Regions from separate parts of the Mus musculus genome. Here all the other regions are linked to region 4. Evidence: chromatin loops called from intact Hi-C (ENCODE). Cell type or tissue: gastrocnemius. All regions are shown on one strand. Region 1 holds the start of Gm45994 (a long non-coding RNA gene). Region 2 overlaps Pold3 (polymerase (DNA-directed), delta 3, accessory subunit). Region 3 has its middle 2.8 kb from the start of Pold3. Region 4 overlaps Chrdl2 (chordin-like 2).

Evidence for each region. Hi-C counts contacts between places; a loop is a spot of excess contacts. Peaks named below come from ENCODE experiments on the same cell type or tissue, not always from the same donor. Only the 100,000 strongest peaks of a DNase experiment are listed, where the experiment ranks them.
Region 1: it touches region 4 in a loop (3-fold over the local background); 10 of 42 quality-filtered maps call a loop at or near these places.
Region 2: it touches region 4 in a loop (4-fold over the local background); 16 of 42 quality-filtered maps call a loop at or near these places.
Region 3: a loop joins it to region 4, with 2.9 times the contacts of the local background. A loop is called at or near these places in 5 of 42 quality-filtered maps.

Annotation. Positions count from the first base shown.
Region 1 is chr7:100,188,651-100,193,650 of GRCm38, reverse strand. It overlaps Gm45994 (a long non-coding RNA gene), which reads left to right and starts at 985. Exons shown (of 3, transcript XR_001778232.1): 1 at 985-1,274; 2 at 1,652-1,838; 3 at 3,218-4,390. In gastrocnemius, a CTCF peak has its summit at 2,687 (motif pointing left); a DNase peak (open chromatin) is centred at 2,686.
Region 2 is chr7:100,110,636-100,115,635 of GRCm38, reverse strand. Pold3 (polymerase (DNA-directed), delta 3, accessory subunit) reads left to right here. Exons shown (of 12, transcript NM_133692.2): 3 at 3,264-3,366. Among named protein-coding and RNA genes, the nearest start is that of Pold3, 8.4 kb to the left of the region's middle. In gastrocnemius, no CTCF peak of the experiment used is centred here; no DNase peak of the experiment used is centred here.
Region 3 is chr7:100,121,813-100,126,812 of GRCm38, reverse strand. No RefSeq gene overlaps it. Among named protein-coding and RNA genes, the nearest start is that of Pold3, 2.8 kb to the right of the region's middle. In gastrocnemius, CTCF peaks have their summits at 2,405 (motif pointing right) and 3,128; DNase peaks (open chromatin) are centred at 2,389 and 3,119; H3K4me3 peaks cover 541 bases; H3K27ac peaks cover 427 bases.
Region 4 is chr7:100,007,429-100,012,428 of GRCm38, reverse strand. All of the region lies in intron 1 of Chrdl2 (chordin-like 2), which reads right to left. Among named protein-coding and RNA genes, the nearest start is that of Chrdl2, 3.5 kb to the right of the region's middle. In gastrocnemius, a CTCF peak has its summit at 2,608 (motif pointing left); DNase peaks (open chromatin) are centred at 115, 942 and 2,591; H3K4me3 peaks cover 273 bases; H3K27ac peaks cover 400 bases.

The DNA of each region.
Region 1 (5,000 bases), 180 kb before region 4:
ATCAGTAGGATTAATATAGTAAAATAGCCATCCTACCAAAAAAGAATCTTCAAAGTCAACGCAATCCCCATCAAAATTTCAATACAATTCTTCAGAGATCTTAAAAGGACAATTTTCAGCTTCACGTGGAAAAACAAAAACCCAGCATAGCTAAAGCAAACCTGAAGACTAAAAGAACTGCTGGAGTTATTACCTGTAGTGAGAATTTTGGTTTCTTTAAAAACACAAAAATGTTATGTGATTACATTTTTGTTTTAATCCAAGATGTGGGATATGAGGATGCTTCAGATTGTTCATAGCAGCCATGATTTGTCTCATGCTCTGACAGGGATGTGGTTTTGCCAACTAAAGATAGCTTATGCTTGGAATTCTGGCACTTTTCAGAGGGTATAAAAATGCCAGAGTCTCAAGAGGCTGAGGTGGCTGCAAATTCTCCTGCTGCTGTGGTTTGTCAAGTGGTCGTAAGCAAAGAAATAGAGAAGAAATTGTATATCCTGACTTGGAAGATTGGACTTGCCCCAAGGAAATCAATGCCCCCAATCAGCAGGAAGTAATCTAACAAGATTGAACTTCCTTTTCCCTCTAGCCTTCTTTCTTTCCTACCTAGTGTTGAGGGGTTGGAAGGGTGAAAAGGGGTGGTAAGAAAAAGAACCCAATAAAGTAGCCAAAAGTCAGAATCAACACTCTCAATTTCAAAGCTGGACTAGAGATCTATAGTAATAACAATTACATATGGTATTGGCACAAAAGCAGACATGCTGTTAAATGGAATCTAATTGAAGACCTACACATAAATCTACACACCTATGCACACCAGATTCTTGATAAAGAAGCCAGAAATACACACTGGAAAAAAGACAGAATCTTCAACAAATGGTGCTGGACAAACTGCACAGCTGCATATAGAAAAATCCAAATAGATCCATACTTACCACCCTGCACAGAACTCAACTCCAAATGGACCAAAGACCTCAGCATAAAACTGAATACACTGAACCTTATAGAAGAGAAACTGGGCAATAACCTTGAACTCCTTAGCAAAAGAAAAGACTTTCTGAACATAACACCATTAACACAGGCACTAAAATCAACAACTAATAAATGGGGTCTCATAATACTGAGAGGCTTCTGGAAAGCAAAGGACACCGTCATTCAGACAAAGTGGCAGCCTACAGAATAGGGAAACGTTTCTCCAACTATACATCCATTAGAGGGCTAATATCCAAAATATAAAGAACTCAAGAAACTAGATATCACGAAAACAAACCACCCAGGTGAGTTCCTGCTTACATTCTATGTTCTAGCGTCTTTGGTACACGAAGCTATTCTGCCCACTACCAAAAGAGAAATGCAAACACCAGCCCAGCCACAGACTTTTTATCTACCGTGGTGTCTTACCTGTAAGATATGCTAGGGCAATGGTGGTACAAAGCTTGTGGGAGTAGCCAATCAATAGCTGATTTGACTTAAGACCCACACCACAAAATAGAACCCATATCTGACACTGCTTGGGTAACCAAGAACCCGAGACTAGCCCAGGGAATTAGTGGTAAACAAAAAACTACTGTTCTAAAACAAAAACAAAAAACCCAAGCCAAACCAAAGCATGGCAATAAAATGACTCCTTAATGATATTTCTCTATACTCATAGATCAGTGCCTCATTTAGCTCTCACCAGAGAGACTTCCTTCTGCAGCAGATGAGAACAAATACAGAGATCCATCGGCCAGACATGATGCAGAGAGTGAGAGACCTTGGAACACTGGAAACCATGGAAAACCTGGAGGACTGTCTTTGGTCCACTGAAGTTACATTGAAGATACTCATTGTCCAAGCAGGTATGGACCTGACAGAATAAGAACCAACCCTGAGGCTTGGTGTCTATTCTTTGGGGATGACTTTGCAGTCATCACTGCCAGAGAGACTGGGAGGGGCCAAACACAGTTCCCCATTACCCATTCATCTTCCTAGTTTTGTAGAACCCATCTCTCTTCCGTGTAATTCTTGAAGGGTTCCTCCCCTAGACAAACAAACTCTTCTTTAGAAGTTTATACAATGGAAAAAGACACTTCCAAGTATGTTCCCCCTGAGGTAAGGAAAACCCTCTAACCTTCAAAAGACTAAATGTTTTTCCAAGTAGAAAATATTTCTTTTTATTAACTCCAGAACAAGAGAATTGATTGATTGACTGAGTTATGCGTCTTTCTCAAACTCTTCATCTTCTTTGCCGGTTTCCATGACTACTTTCCCTGAGACATTATATTTCACAACCAATGCTATTATGTCAGATAGGAAAACAGAGGGGAGGGGGAAGAGGGAGGGTGCCATGGATTTATTACTCATTCTCTTCAGTTTTTAGGTGAGAATCATAGCAACTGTTTGGAATTCCGCATGTTCCAATCATTAGTATCCCCGTGGCAACAACGACTGTGGCAGGTAGAAAAACAAAACAGACTTGGGGGATCGCGTGTAGAGATCAGTTGAGAATATGTTATGGCACAGAGGGTGTGGTATTAAGGTGTTGAAACAGGTTATGACACTTGTGTTCCTAGAATATGTAAATAGAAAAACAAGGACATAAATGATGAGCCAACACTTCCCCCCTTCTTAGAGTGTTGAGTGTCTGCCATATCTAAGGCAATATTCTACACTGTGAAGGAAGCGCTGCTCTATGGGGCTGCGCCATCTAGCGGCTACTTCTTTCTAGTCAGCGCTGCATTGCTAGTCTCTTTTTTTGTTTGTTTGTTTTATTTTTGTTTGCTGGAACCAGTAACTGCCTCCTTCACTATTATCACCCCATTCCTCTGATCTAATGGACAACAACTTTGGAATCTGCTCAGTGTTAATGTGGTTCTTGAGCAGACATTGACTCCTTGGAAATGGAGAATTGTATACAGAAGATTTGGGGGGGAACACTTTGGGAAGATGGGGGTAAAGAAGTAAGGATGCAGGAGTGAGCAGATGACAAAAGCTAACTCAGTATGGTTGTGATGGAAATCATGGCTGACCCTGGAGTTCTGGAACTGACATGGCTGCTCGGAGCTATCCCAAGCTAAGGTGATGGGGTTAGACCATCTTATTAGTTCATCACTGGTTGTCAGGGTCCCCCAGGAAGAGGCATCCCTTGACTCACAGCAGTGTGTACCAAAGGATGCAGTTGTTCATCACATACCCGCTTCTTTCCTCTTGACTAACCTCTGATTCCTTTACCCCCCAGGAGCTTACTCTCTGTCACGAGTTAGCCACTGCTACAAACGTCTTCTCTGATTTCATCAGGCAGATCATGTTCAGGATCCTCAGGAGCACTTGAAAGAATAATCTTTTTCCATAAAGGGCTGGCTCTGAAAGCCTTGCTTTGTCTGTGCCTCCTGGGCTTACACTGATATGTTAATATTACGATCCCAATGAGAACAGAGACCAGACTCATTGGTGCCATTGTGAGGGTCAGGGGGAGATCAAACATCTCAAAGTCCCATTCACAAGACAGATTTATTTATGTTCCTAAGGGTTCCATAATTGCCATCTGAGAAGCTCCAATTAAAGTGGCAACATTTCTTCCTTCTGGCAACGTTATAAGTGTTTTGATTTTGACCAGTTGTGTCTGAGAAAGAAGGGTGGACTCAAGACTACTAGCTGTCCACCAACGTATGCTCGCCTATTCAAAAGTAGTCGACAGTGGCTGGGACATGAGTAGCCAGACAGACCTCCTGTATCAGCTTCCCTTGCAGCCTGTTGGAGGATAAGTCCTTGTAAAAGGGTCTAAGCAAAAGAAATGTATGCAGCTTTTTGCCATGTGTGTTTTAGAGTAAACCTCTGGCCCTGGACTCCTATTCTCTGTTTCTCCTCACTGAGCACAAAATCAACAACAGAAAGACTCTGAGGAATACATGTTAAAGCTGGCTGGAGTCACTGGATGTCACCGAACAACAGACTGCAGCAGCACCATCAGCCTACTCTGGTTACCACCGGTGGACCATACTCGATTGCACCTCCTAATCAAGTCTTTCTAATTCTTTAACCTCAACTTCCAGAACCATCCACAAATACTTCCTTTTCCTCCTTCTTTGGTATATGCATGTACATATTTGTGTATGTGCAGCTGGAGGCCAGAGGGTAATTCTGGCTGCTGTTTTTCAGCTTTCTTGTTTTATTAGATACAATCTCTTATTGGCCTGGTGCTTTCCAAGGAGGCTAGACTAGATGGCCATTGAATCCTGGGGATCTACTTGTCTCCCCTCCCCAGGTGCTGAGATTGCAAATACCTGCAGCCAAGCCCAGCCTCTTTCAAAGGCAAGAGCTTCCCTGAGAGCATCCTTTCTCTCACAGGCATCCTTTCTCCTCTTTTTTGTATTTTGTTTATTTTTCAAGACAGGGTTTCTCTGTGTAGCCCTGGCTCTCCTAGAACTCACTCTGTGGATCAGGCTGGCCTCGAACTCACAGAGCTACATCTTCCTCTGCCTCCTGAGTGCAGAATAAAGGAGTAAAGGCATGTGCCACTCCCGCCCAGCTCCTTTTCCTCTTTTGACCTTCACATTATTATCTGTCTCTCCTACTTTCTATGCTTCTAGTTAGTGCTATTATACTTTTGTTTTTTATTTCATGTGTCCTTCCCCTTACCCCTGTTATTGTAACCTAAGGTGACTTTGAACTTACTAAGCAGCTGTGGATGGTCTTGAACTCCTGATCCTCCTACCTTACCTCCCAAGTGCTAAGATGGCAAACATGAACCATCCCACCCAATCTCCATCTTGTCTCTGAAACTTGAAGACTCCTTTAAGATGGGACACTCTGCTCCTGTTTCCCAGCTAGCACAGCTGTGATGGATGCTGGTGAAAACTCTTCATCTTTGGGGAGTGGTTATGTCATCAGCTTAGCGTTGCCCCTTCCCCAGAGACTGGTCCTCAAGCAAATGTGAGCATGCTTGGGTGTTGGAGGGAGTATCTCTCTAATCGCCAGCAGGCCTAACATGGTAAAAAAGGGAAGCCACAAAAGGTAGAACT
Region 2 (5,000 bases), 100 kb before region 4:
GTTTGTCACTCTTCTGACTACTGTGGGTGTGTAACAAATTGGCCAAAACTTTAATGCAAGCAATAACCATTTTATCACTCATAGATTCTGCAGTGTGGACAGGGCATAGTGGGAATGACCCATGTTAGCTGAATGGTATCTGCAGTCTTAGCTGGGAAGTGTCAGCCACTGCAGCCCAGTCTTTAATCATCTTTATGTACATCTGGCAGTTGTTACTAATTATCAGCTGAACTTTAGCTGGGGCTATAGACCAGGGTGTTACAGGGCTTGGGCATGGTGTCTTGGAGTAGTCAGATTTCTTAGACAGCTACTCAGGGCCCTAATAGCTGTCCTGGCACATAACAGAAGCCACTCATATTTCTGACTTGCTTCACGCTCAGGCAGTCCCTCAAAAGTCCTCACTGACTCACTGCCTCCTGGGCTCCACCTCTAATGAGAAAATGTAGAGCAGTATCTAGGGAGGGAGATGCTGGCTCAGTCATGTTTAGAAAATATAAAGTATAAATTAAAAGGTGTGGCTAAGTGTCGTTAATCCCAGCACTCGGTAGGCAGAGGCAAATGGATCTCTGGGTTCTGAGGCCAGCCTGGTCTAATGAGTGAGTGTCAGGACAGCCAGGGCTACACAGAGAAACCTTTTCTTGAGAAAACAAAACAAATTCTTGTTTTTAGTTCTTTTTTTAAAGTATTATTTAACAGACAAGATCCTTCCTCATTGACTTAAACATGACATCTTCAGATTGGAAAAATATTATGGAGGACTAAAATTGGTTTGGTTCCAGGGGAGCTAAAGGAGAGGAAAGTTAAGGGTCTCGGGGAGGTTGTAAGTCATCATGTGCATAGGAAACATTCTGCAGCATGTCAAGGCTTTTCACTCATTTTAAAGAATATTTCACATATATTATTGTCAGAAATGGAGTACTTGCCTTTACTAAATAAGAAACGTGTTAAAGTAGGTATAAATTCCTTTTTAAAAAAGTTTGTTGTAAACTTCTCAGTAAGAAGGGAAATAGATTAAAAAGAAAACAAAACAAAAACAAGTGAGAAGAGAAACTAATATGGGAACAGCTGGGGTTTATTTGGGGAAACCTGTGCAGAAGACAGTGGTTTGCTGACTGACCCAGGCAAGGTCAAGAGCTGTGGAGAAAAGACTAGTTGGCTGACACGCTTGAGAGCATGGTAGACATGGTATTTGCCTTTTTGGTTTTCTATTAGCAGGTCCTAATTAGCATCAACAGTCAAGAGTCCACCCCCTCATCTGCCCTTCTAACGTGGTCTCTGAAGTGGGGAAGATGTGAGAGAGCAAGGCGGAAGAATCCGTAAAACTGACAAATAGTGCACGCTTTGTACTTACGTAACTGGTGGTGTATGGAAAGGCAGCCTTAAAAACCTGTGATAGAGTGTGGTGTAGTAGATGTCAGAATGCATGATAGGGCGTAAGCTGTTAACACTCGGGAGGCAGAGGTGCTCTGCTTGGCTAGCCGTGTCAGAGAGACTTGGAGTAGGAGGAATTAGATGGATGGAACCTATATAGCCCTGCCTGGCCTGGAATTCCCTATGTAAGCCAGGCTGGCCTCAGACTCCCTCCCTAGGATTAAAGGGAGGCAGACAGATGGCTGTGATTCAAGTTCCTACCAATTTTAAGCTTACGCTCTAGGAAAGAAATGGCTGGTCCAGATGGGTAGGAGCCGTGACTCCTTTGTTTACTGCTTAGAACACAAGTGGGCACTCAGGAACGTTTTGATTCGTTTTTTTAATCTATTGACTTTTTTTTTTTTTTTTTTTTTTTACTGACTTGCATTTTAAAACTTCACTATGACAGCCTCACAGATAATGATGGTGAAAAGAGAATACAGGTGACCCTTGGACTTGAAATAGTCTAGTATAGCGTGTTGGAGAGCATAGAGTCCAGTCAAGAGTTAGTTGGGAGGGAGGACTGATGAGACTTGGCAACTCATTGCATAAGGAGAAAGGTAATGACTCCTGGATTTCTGGCTAAGGTGGTTTGAACAAATGATGATGTCATCAGGGAAAAAAAACCGAAGCCATGGAGTTGAATAAAATAGACAATGGAGGATACCACGGGGTGACCAACCATATCCCATTTCCCAGGAAACCTATCTGAGTCAGGCAAACTGGGGTGACTGGTCATACTAAAATAGGGTAAGATGGCTAAGGAGAGGAAAGCACAGAAACTGCAGGAAAAATGGAGCAGGTGTAGCAGGGGACTCGGCTGGGTATCGTGGAAGGTAAGCGAGGGAGGGCGTCTGGAGAAGACAGGGTTTCTTAGGCTTACTGGAGTAAGCCTGGTACTTACTGTGTAGACCAGGCTGGACTTGAACTCACAGAAATCCACCTGCCTCTTCCTCTAGGATAATTAAAGGCCTGTACCACCATACCTAGCTATCAGAATTTCTGAGTTTCTGGCTGTTCTCAACTGAAGTGTGATATGTTGTAGAAGCTTGCTAAATATTTCTTGAAATAAAGACAGATGATGTGCATCTTTTTATTGTTAAACTCCATTGAGGGGCATCAACTTCTGGTATTTTGGGTGGTTGGGATAAAAGTGAATAAAGACTTTACTGCAAGCAACACTTCTGCATTTAGTGTGTGGTTAATGAACATTTTAGATGTTGGCTGGTGTAAGCATCTGCTATATTCTACATCATGAAACATCTGACTGTATGTAATTCAGTAGTAACAGGTGAATATATATTTGTCATGATGTATATGATGACTTGAAGTATTTAACATAATGATCTCATAGAATTACTAAAAACCCCAAATCCTTTCCATCTCTAGGAAAGCACATATAGACTATTGATATTTGAGAATAGAGGCTTGCAGACAGTGTATGACTTCGGGTTATAAGAGTTATTCATGTAGTAATGCCACTTGTGCTTTATGCCTGAAGATAGGAAACCAAGAAAAGTTTATTCTGGATGCCATAGCTCGATAATTGACTCACTTTTGTATCTGCAGTTTGGCCATTGCCACTGTTTGACTATGGGTTCTGTCCCTCTTGGCATATTTCTAGATTTACCTCAGTTACTTCCTGGGTGTCTTAGCCAACTCAGATAAGTTGGTTCCAGTCCCATGCTCCATCTAAAGTTTTTTCATTGTTTTTTCAAAAATCTGTTCAGTAAGTAAAAAATTGTGCTGTTGAAGAAACTGTCAGATTTCATATATATGACTTCCAAGTCATGAATCCGGAGTCGATGAGGAAGCTGCATGCTAATGAGTCACTTCTGTCTTGTTTGGCACAGGATGCTCTATGAATATGTTGAAAGGAAACGGAAAGAAAATTCGGGAGCTCAGCTGCATGTTACCTACTTGGTGTCTGGCAGTCTTATACAGAACGGACATTCTGTAAGTTCTCTTGTAACAAGACTTCATGTTCATGAGATAGAAACATTATTAGAAATAACAGGAGGAAGAAGGAAGAGTGAATGGTATGGAAGTTTTAAAGTACCTCTTAAAGAGAGTGAGTGTTCTGAAATTTTAAACTAAATCTGACAAGAAAGGTTATGTAATATCTTGTCTGTGATGAGGAGACTGTCACTCTTAGTTACCTAGGAAATGAGACATTAGGGAATGGCTTTTCCTTGAACCTCTTTTTCCTTTTGAATACGTATTGTAGACACTGGTACTTAATTTTCATCTTCAAATTTCAAGTCAGATTCCAATGTTAAATAAAAAAGGAGGGAAAAAAATTAGGTGATTTGTAACCTGAGTACTCGTTTTGATAGGTCACTTGGAGTGGCCTGTTGTAAGGCCGAGGCTTAGCTGCTGGTACAGACAGGTGTTTAGGCTCCTGCATTCTTTTCTGTTCTTGCCCCTCTGCATGCCCGCCAGCTCAGGGTACTGTTGCTTTTTTCATCTCAACCACAACGCAGTCTCAGTCCCAGTCTCAGCGCTGGTGCTCTTTTGTTGACTTCCATTGTTTCCCTCGCGGTGGGGAACAGGTATTACTGAGCTCTTCCCAGGCCTTAAGCACCAGAAGCTCTGTTGCCTTGGACTGAATCCAGGGCTCGTTCATAGTTCTTGCACACCGGCTTCCTGTGCAGGTCTTCTCCGTCCTCACTTTCCTTGAGCCTGTCTGAAGACACCTCTGTTTCATTGCCATCAGTCCCAGGATCAGGGCTCCTCGTGGAGGTCTACTAAGATGCCTTTTTTACTACCCTTTTGATTTTCCTTCAAAATCATACGTTTATAACCTCAACTTTATTTGCCATAATACTAATGGCAGTTGTTTTTTAACAAGAGTCCCAAGCATGTGTGATTTAAAGCTCTTAGGTGAGCTTTATGAGGAAAAGCAGAACTTTAGATTCAGAGCCCTGCGTTCTCCAGCCAGTGTTTCGTTCCTTGTTTTTGTACTGTTGAGACTCTTAGGTGTTTAGTCAGCAGTGGTTCTCCACCTTGCTAACACTGCAGCCCTTTAATACAGTTGCTCACGTTGCTGTGACCCCAACCATAAAATTACTTCATTGCTACTTCATAACTAATTTTCTACTGTAATATACATTCCTGATGTGCAAGATTTTTGATATGCAACCCTCCACGGGGTTTCAGTCCACAATTTGAGAACCACTGGTTAGTGGGTTTTTGTTATGCTAATTAGGGCTTATAATTACAAGTTCTCAGCTGTTTTATGTAGTGATTTTTAGTTGATGATTTTTAAAAAATCACCTAATTTATTATTCATTTGCCAGACATAACAGAAGAGTCAAATTTTAATCTGGGATCTATGAAGATTTTTTTTTTTTTTTTTTAAGGACAGCTTTCATTTTGTAGCTTGGCTGGTAGACTAGACTGACCTCGTATTCACAGCAATCCCCCTGCCTCTCTAGTGCTGGATTAAAGGTGTCAACCACCACACTGTGAAGAACTTTTATTGAAGCCTAGTGTGGTTGTACATGTTTAGAACTCTAGCACTTGGGAGGTTGATGCAGGCGAGTCTGGGCAAGATTGATCTCAAAAATGTACAATAAAATTCTGACATG
Region 3 (5,000 bases), 110 kb before region 4:
AGGGATTATAGAGCCCAACAATACGCAATTCAACCTCACCCTTCCATCATTCAGTTATCTGTCAACAAATATTTGCTAAGGGCCCACCCCAGGGCTATGGCTAAGTGGGGGCTGGGGTTGGAATGAAAAGGCCTTTTGAGGATAGCCCAGTCCCTGGGAACCAAGTCTGCTGAACGCTCTTGCAGATTCAGCCTTTCGTTCCTGTAGCTGGAGGCTCTGACTGAGACCCCTCCACTGAGCATGGGGACCAAGGACAGCCACAATACACAAAATCATGAACGTACTTAAAATAGTAGGCGGGGTTTGGTGTTGATGTTAGTGTTGCTATTGTTGTTGTTGTTGTTGTTGGTGTGTGTGTGTGTGAGAGAGAGAGAGAGAGAGAAGAGGGAAGAGGGAGGGAGGGAGAGAGAGAGGGAAATTGAGATTTTCTCTGTGTGTTTCTTGTAATTAGACCACACTGTTTTTCAAGCATGGACTCTTCAGATGAAAATGTATTATGATGTCAAATAGTTGGGTACCCCAGCCTTACATGGAGGTGCCCCCAGAATGCTTATCATGATTGTCTTAGTCAGGGTTTCTATTGCTGTGAGGAAACACCATGACCAAAAAGCAAGTTGGGGAGAAAATGGTTTATTTGGTTTACGCTTGCAGATCATTGACGGAAATCAGGACAGGGTCTCAAGAAGGGCTGAAACCTGGAGGCAGGAGCTGATGCAAAGGCCATGGAGGGTGCTGCTTACTGGCTTGCTTCTATGGTTTCATCAGCTTGCTCTCCCTTAATGATCAGTAATTTAGAAAAGGCCTTACAGCTGCATCTTATGGAGGCATTTTGTCAACTGAGGTTCCTTCCTCTCAGTTGACTCTAGGTTGGGTCAAGCTGATACAAAACCAGTCAGTCAAAGACAGTTGCTAATTAGAGACACCCGCTGCATTTCCTCTAGGGGAGGTGCAGATGTGCTAGGAACCCTATAACCCTCCACAGGCCCTCCCAGCTCATTTCCACCTGGCTAACTGGCCAGAGGCATCTCCAAGTCTTCTTGATTTTCCTCACCTTTCACCTCACAGAGCCCTAGCAGTCCAGCCCCACTCCTTGGCTGATGTCCCCAGTGGCCTTCTAATTACCAAACCCATCCTGTTCCTCTCAGACCTTCCACAGTGACACCAGAAGGGGCACTGGTACTTTTGGGGATTCAAACTCACTTCTTTTGTGAGAGCCCCAGGGATCTTCCACCCTGTTACTTCCCTTTCTCGGGGTTTTCTTCACTGTCCCTTAACTGCTGGTCTTCCCTGCGCTTTGGTCTGTCCTCAGTCCTCCACATTGCCTGTTACCCTGTATAACTAACTGTCAGGTTACTGACCCAAGCCTGTATCTGAGGACAGGCATGGTCCGGAGCCTGCTGGACATGTCCAAATGGGGATTCCTGCTTATTTTCTCTTACAATGTGGTCTTTTCCAAAGCACTCTCCAAGCCACGCCCCCTTCCCCTCCAGTGAAAGAAACAAAGGAAAATATTTTAAGCAGATCCAAGAGTGGAATGGAGGGAGGCTTCTGGCTGTTTTTTTTTTCTTCATAAATGATTGAATTAATTATTTAAAATACACATGGGAGGGGTTGGAGAGATGGCTCAGAGGACTGAGATTGGGTCCCAGAACTTATTGCCAGTAACTCCAGCTTCAGGGGATCTGGTGTCCTGTTCTGGTCTCTGTGGGTACCTGTACACATGTGCATGCACACACACACACACACACACACACACACACACACACACACACACACACACACATATACATACAATTAAAGGTAAAATAAGAACTGGGTGTAGTGGTAGATATCTCCAGTCCTTGCCTTTGAAGGCAGAGCCAGATAGAGCTCTGTGAGTTCAAGAACAGCCTGGTCTACATAGGGAGTTCCAGACCAGCCAAGGCTACACAGCAAGACACTATATCAAAACAAACAAACAAACAAGCAAGCAAACAATAACAAAAAAGAATACAACAAAATCTTTTAAAAAAAAGAGGTACATGGCCTACTGGACCCAGGCGTGGGTGAAATCAGAGACAGGAGGGGTGGTGCAGGTGAGAGAGAACCAGCAACTGTGTGTTCTCCACACTTATGCTTGATAACAGATTTTACATTGACACACTGATGTGTTTTTCACAATAAGTACCTGGAGGCTTATCGTACTGTCCTTTGGATTCCAGTCCAGAAGTTGATGTGACCTGGCTTTGCTGGCTTTACACGCCACAACATTGCTTATACAAAGTGTAACACATACTGTCATAGAAGGACTTTTTAAAAGAGGCTGTAGGCGGGTGTGTGTGTGTGTGTGTGTGTGTGTGTGTGTTTATACTTTGCCTGCTTGTGTGCCTGTATACCACCTCTGTGCAGTGCCAACAGTGGCCACAAGAGGGCATCAGAATACCTGGAACTGGAATTATAGCCAGTTGTGAACCACCATGAGGGTGCTGAAACTCTAACCCAGGTCTTCTGGAAAAGGCAGTGCTCTTAACTGCTGGTCCTTCTTCCAAGCCCTAGAAGAACCTTTTTGACAAAAAGGAACTGTGGGCTTGTTATCTGCTGTTAAGGCATACTAAGACAATATTCTGGGTTTATTTCTTACATATTTTGCCTACAGTGAAAAGACATGGTATCTAGCCCCAGATACCCAAGTTCAAAGTTATCTCCTTATTTTCTGTTTTTAATTGTGTTTAGTCACCTCCTTTGGCACCATAACCTTCAATTGTAACCTCAGACTGTAAATTCTACGATGAAGACCACGTTGTGTTCCTATAAGGTCATATAAGACCTGGTATATAGGCAACAGGTATCGAATTCATTAATATCCATCTGTCACATCTGTATCAATAAGGCCTGTGTCTGAGTCCTGGATCCCAGGGTGGGGTTAACCTTCCTATCAAAGGCCTGCCCCCTTGCTGATAACTGGGTTTGGGGATCTCGACTACATGTAGGTAGCGTGTTCCTCAACCTGTCCAACACTATCTATTCCCACTCTGGTCCCTGACAGAATCACAGTGCTCACTGCTGCCATGGTGGAGATGATGGGGAAGAGAAAGGGAAGGCTGGCCTTCTGCAGCTGATGACAACCTTAGGCCGAGTCTTGGTCCTCTGGCTCCCACTGCTGGTGTCGTGTGACACTGACATGCGTAAGTTTTGTTTGGCCATCTTTGGCTGTCGGGCTGATTGCTGGTGCTGGCTTCTAGACAACATTGATGTGTCCCAGCAGGACACACTGATATCAAGCTTTATCCTCAAGGCAGAGGGAGTGAAAATTCTGCTTGCTCTAAAGTCATGTGTGTGTGTGTGTGTGTGTGTGTGTGTGTGTGTGTGTGTAGGCAAAAGTGTGTTAGCTTCATTTGCATTTCATGTCTCAAAATATGGAAAGCCCTTCTGATATCTGGAATAAGACAATGGACTGATTTTCCATTGCTTGGTGCTTCACCTTTCCTGTTTTCTCTAACTGTAAAAAATCACATAGATCTGTAAAAAGTTAAACAGTTGGAAGACAAGAAAAAACCCAAACCTCAAAAAAACCAAGATGAGAACAAAAGGCAGCCCAATGCTACCACCAAAGCAAGCCCAGCTTTGAGACGGTGGGCGATTATTTTAGCATACCTGGACGGAAACATACTTGCTATGTATGTGGCTTGGAGCAAACTACCTAACTCTGGACAGTTTCTATAAAACTGAGATAAAGACTCAAGTTATCTGACATCTATATATTAGTATACAGGTAATATTTACATCCTAGATTGTTGACGAGATTACACGAGAATATTTAAATACAAAGTCTAACATGGCCCCTGCCCATTCAGTGATGGTAAGTCACAGTGGGCACATCAGAGCTCTACTTCTTTCTCAGCAGTATTTTCACTTAGCTCTCAATGCCTTCATTGTAACCAAACTTCAAGCAAAATTCATTTGCTGAGAGTCTATTACACGTGGGTGTTCTGACATTATGAATACAGTAAGTTTGAATTTTTATTTATTAATTATTTTGTGCATATACATGGGCCTGCATGTACCATGGTGTGTGGAGACCAAAGGATGACTCCAAGGAATCAGTTCTCTCCTGCCATCTTTATGTGGCTCCCTGGGACTGAACTCAGGTCATCAGGTCTGTGCTGCAAGCACTTTACCCACTGAGCTATCTCATTGGCCCCAAGATCATACTTAAAATAGTTTTTGTTTACACAAACCCTGTCTCAAAGTCCTTGCAGTTGTTTCCTAGTCACTCTTCCCATGAACAACATGAAGGTGGTTTGAAATGATGGGACCTCATCTTTTGTATGTGTGTGTGTGTATAAAGGGATAATAAAATCTAACAAGACTACTTGAGGATTAGGGTCACTGCTAGAGATGCCCACCACATGCTAGTTACTCAGTAAGTAAGTAATTGTGATATATCTGGGGAATATACATGAAACTAAAAGACTTTCTTCATCTCTTAATTCGTGGGAGGGAAAATTCCAAGGGATACTCTTCTCTGATTTGTTTTTGACCCTAAAACCTTTCAGTGTATTTGTAGACACAACTGTAATCTCTTTGACATGATCTTGGGTTTATTTACAGGCATCTGTTATGATTCTCTATGAAAACCACACAATGCATTTGCTGGGTTTCTATGAGACTAAATGAAATTTCATTTTCAAAGCACTTGCTCAATATGTTTGTCGTGTAACAACACAGTTACCAGCTATTATTAGTGTGATCGTGGTGAGCACAGCTTGAAGGTTTTATGTGTATCGTCTCACTTATAACTCCAGCCAAATAGAATGATTTGATTTCTCGTCTGCTCTTTTCCCCAGTCTTTTCACATCTTCCGGGAAACTCCTGGTTGACCCAAAGATCATGTCCCTAATCTAGTGACTCTTACTTGGTAGCTCTGGCTAGGTTGGAGCTCCATGGGTAGAACAGGGTGGTCTTCAGCTCACAAAGATCTGCTTGCTTTTGCACCACCACGCCTGACACCAACTCTTTTA
Region 4 (5,000 bases):
GTGCAGGCACAGCAGCCTGTGCCGCTGGCAGCATGAAAGTGACAGAAAGTGGCAGAGTGACAGAAAGTGATCACAGTGGTTGCAGCTCCTGGCAGGGACCAGAAAATTACATATCAGTGACGGCAGGGCACTTGGCACCACATGCAGTGAGTGTCATTATCATTAGTAACAGGGAAGAAACTTCCTGCGGTTCGCTCATCTGTGGAGCTTCAGCAGCTCAAGTCTTACACTCAGCGGGCCTAGAGCCTGACTCGCAAAGAAGACAAATAGATGTGGGACACAGTGGTGTGTGTGTCTATGTGTGTGTGTGAGTGTGTGTGTGAGTGTGTGTGTGTGTCTGTGTATGTGTCTATGTGTCTGTGTGTCTCTGTGTGTGTGTGTGTCTGTGTATGTGTCTGTGTGTGTGTCTGTGTATGTGTTTGAGTGTGTCTATGTGTGTGTGTGAGTGTGTGTGTCTGTGTGTCTGTATGCGTATAGGGTGGGGGGGTGGGGAGAAAGAGAAGACTAGAGACACCAGGTAGGATTTTGGAAGTGTTAACAAGGAGCAAGAAGGGGAGTGGCTTGACAGGCATCCAGAGCCACCTGCAAAGGCACAGAGATGGAGTGACTATGACTAGGACAGAGAGGACCTTGAGAGGGGGTCAGAGGTCACAGGAAGCGCCCACATTCATAGACCATACCTGGGCGCCTTACTTTGACAGACTGGACATATTTGGAATTAGATTATCTGGTCTCAATTCTGGGTGGCAATATTTGCCAGACAGACCCCAGATAGCCCCTGGTCACCCCCTCAGGCTGTCTCTGAGCTGGCTCCCGGATACGTTTTTAATCACTACTGTTTGTGGTGACCCTGTTTTCAGGCTCACCTCCTCTTGCTTGCCTCTCGCTCATCACACTTCAAGGTCTTCTCACTGATGTCTCCTCTGCCTGGAGGACACTGCCAGGGTTGGGCTGGCCCCTCCCCCACTTCTCCAAAGACAGTTTCCATGACACCATTTCCACAAAGCCACCCCAACCCTGTAGGTCCCTGGCTTCACCTTCAGGACTGAGTTAAGCTTGGTCACAACACTGTCCGAATTCATAGCAATTAGAAACACGGGTTGAGTGGATTTGTCTTCTATACCAGACTGTGTGAGAAGAAGGAACCAATGTTGAACCTCTGCCTGGTTCAGAGCCTGCATAGAGTTAGTGCTGCATGAGTGACCCAGTGGATGGATGGATGAAGTTGAGAGAGAGAGAGAGAGAGAGAGAGAGAGAGAGAGAGAGAGAGAAAGAGCAGCGACAGCAGAAGAGCCAATTATGGTCTTTAATCCTGGAAACCTCTCTCCTTAACAACAACAAACACAATGTTATTGCATGGGAGGAGAACAAGGCCCTTTCAGCAGGTATATCTTGCCACATGACATGAATTAACCTTTGACCTCCCCTTCCAGCTCTTGGCCACTGACTCTCAAACCGCCTGCCAAACCAAAGAACAGAGTGTACCCAGAGGTCGGGAGCCTGGGGCTGCTGAGGGCACAGATCATTCCCTGATCTTTATGAGGGGATCTCAAGTGTCCCCTCCTAGAACATCCTACAGTCTGGCCCAGTGTGGGCAAGGTCAAAGGCGGAGAGGATGCCTAAAGACTCTTCCAATAGCAATCATGAAAGACAACCAGTAGCAGCTTCGAGGGAGGCTGGAGAAGGCCATGGACACATACCCGGAGGTGCAGGGAGAGGACAGTGAGGTCTGGAATCGGAGCAAGAGCTCAGCAAAGCTGAGTGAGCTGGACTGCCCAGGAATGCGGGCGTTCAGATCCCACTTCCCCCATACAGCCGTCCTTTGTTTACACAGGCAGATTCACTTCCCTCGGCAGTAGCTTTTCCCTGGGCTCTTGCTTTCCTTGAGGGTTGCCTCTTAATGATACAAGAAAGGCCTCAGTGGCTAAACTGTGTGAAAGGGATACACTTCTTTGAATATATCTCTCTTCATCTGGACAGACAGACACTGAGGAGCACAGATGGACTTCCAAGGACAAAATCACTGAGCCAGGAAGGGCATCTCTATTACCTATCAAAGAGAAGTGTCTGCATTCTATTTTGCTTGACTATACACACTTAGAGCCATAGATTCCTAGAAAGTTATGAACTCAGACCATATCCAGTCCCTTTACTCTAGAAAAAGAGAGCCCCAGCGAGGGAGGAATCAGGACCTGTCAGAGATCCCTGCTCTGTCCCCGCATAGACTCCACAACTCATAGCTCTGGAGAGGACGCTGACAGGGGTGCCCAACCAAGTGACAGGGCCAGAAGAAATCGGCTTCGACTTACGAGCAAACAAACTTGGCTGAGACACAATGAAGAACTCCTGAATACAAGAATGCGCAACAGGTTCGGGTCCTACCCAGAGTGGTGTCTGATCTTTGTGCCGCATCTCCGAGGGACATCTCGCTCACATCAGTCCTCCTCTTTGGGAGTTCAAGATATTCTAGGTCCTTTCTCTGAGCCGGCGCCATAGCCGGCGGCTGAGGGAACCTGAGAGGCCAGCCCTGAACAGGTGCAACAGCTGGAGCAACGGCGCAGCTGTCTTGGGGCTTGCAGCTTGGAGCCAGTGAGTGAGGCAGAGACCTCTACTGGTGGGAGCAGGGAGGTGCAGAAGCTCGTGCCTAGAGACCCAGCCACAGGACCTTGCCCAAGGCTGAACTTCAAGCCTTTCTTTACCGGCTCTCTGCTTAGTTTAGCACATCTGGACAGATGAATAGAGATGTGACTAAGCTGGACAGCAGAACAGGATTCTATATTGGTAAGCATCTCATGACACATATTTCCCCACACCTGCCCCACCCCAGGCACTTTTTCATAGGTACTGTTCATCTATTCCTCCCCACAGGGCAGAATTCTTACACTCTCCCAACGCCCACTCCCAAAGTCACATGGACTCAGGTTGAAGGCAAGGATGTCTTGATCTCAGAGACAGTCAGTGCTACCATGGTCCCCAAACATCACCTGTTTAAGGACAAGCATCATACCTTATAGGTGGCAAACAGAGGCCTGGGAACCTTACATTTGGAATCAGAGGAAGATGAAGCGCTGGGACCCTGATGCTCCAATGGTGCCTGTGCCTTTGGAACCACACCATCCTGTAGGAACTACGTTCTTGTTCAGGCCTGCTACTGGGCTCTGAGATTCTACCACCTGAGAACTGAAGCTCCAGTTCCCATAACACACACACCCTTGAGGGTTGATGTCTGACTTAGAGACTGACCCTTTCTTGGAAGTAACATTAGATAAGAGAAGAGACTCATGAAGCTTGTTAGGCAGTTTGTAAGGACACGGTGCAGAGAGGAGCAAGTACCAGAGAAGGTCCTGGAGATGAGTTGGGAATGTGGCCACTTCTGGGTCACAGAGGGGATGCATGACCAGGGTGGAACCACACAGATGTGACTCCACCTGGAACTGGGATCAGCACCAGTCAGAAATGAGGCCAGAGCCTCCAGCCTCAGGTGGAACTGGGGATCAGTCAGTGGTGAGTGTCAGACAGTTAGGGCTCAGTGTGGCTTAGCTTGGACTCAGTATGGATCTGCAGGTGGAAGTAGAGCCAGAGAGAATAAATAACCTTTGCCGACCGAGCATCCTTGGACTTCAGGTAAGGAGTATGCCAAAACCCCGGCTCACTTGCCCTAGACATACTTAACGGTGTGGCTGGCTTGGACCTAAGAACACCCATCTGTTGGCACCATTTGTAAAAGCACTTTGGATGTCACCAGGGGACTTCTTACACACCACAGGCTTGAGATCTCTCTTACCCTAAGACAAGAGCTTTCATGCAAGACCTTAAAATAGGATACCAGCAGGAGACTTGCAAAATTCTTAGACCTACAGCACCAATCATCATTAGGTTCAGAGATACGGGATGTGTCCCAATTCCCACGGCCAACAAATGACGGGACCTGGGTTAGGATCTAGGTCTCTGTTCCTTCCTTTGTGGCCTTGTAGCAGACCCTCCTTCAGATGAACTGTGAAAGGAGATAATCCGATAGTAGACACAGAAGAGAAAGCTCTTTCAGCCATGACACCACCAGGATCTTAATGCTCCTCCCAGAATGCCAGGCCACCTCGCTTTAGTGATAGTCATTTTCTTGAGTGTCTGGGGTTCTGTATTTATGGGGGAGGTAGCCAACTGAAGAACCTAGTGACAGAAACAGACAGGAAGGCTCTTGGAGGCACAGAGGAGGGGAGGTCAGAAAGGGAGCTGGTCACCAGGTAGAATTTTCTGGAAGAGGTGTCTGAATTGTTGAAGGTGGTCATGGTGGGCAGACGGGGGCTTTGAGTACTTCTGAGCCATCATCAGAGTGGTTCACCCAGGGCAATGGTATTGGAAAGGAAGCTGCAGGGCCAGGGTCAAGTCCAGGGCAGGCATGGCAGTCCTCTGAGACTAAGTCTCCTTCAGTGGACAGCAGGCAGGCTAGGAGGAAACTCTCAGGGCTTAAGGAAGGAGGGGGTATTTACTGAATATTTGACAGTATGCATCTGAAAGCATCACTCCCTTTAGTCCTCCCCCACATCCTTAGACCTTGGTTAGTAGCTCTTGTTTGCCGATGAAGAAACTGAAGTTCACAGAAGTTTGAAAAATGACTCAGGTGTAAGAGGCAGTCAGGAATTGAAGCCAAGTCTGAGCTCTCTGTGTTGTCTTATGAGACATGAGGGTGTCCATAATTCTCATGCCACTGACAGGCTAGGGGACGTCAGACAGACATGCAACATTTCCATTCCCAGAAGCAGGACAGAATCTAGCCTCACTAGCTCCACAAAGCCAGTAGCCAGTCAGAAGCAGAGCTGGCAGGTGGAGCCAAGCCTGGAAAAGGTTGTCAGCTAGGGGGTGGGGACCTGGGTCTTCAAGTTTGGTGGCCTGGAGCAAACTACTGTCCTTGTTGGGCTCTGTTTCTTTATTGGGGAGGTTCAGAAGGAGTCACCAGCATAAGGAGGGGCAGTTAGGAAACAGAGGCTGTGGTCCTGCATAAC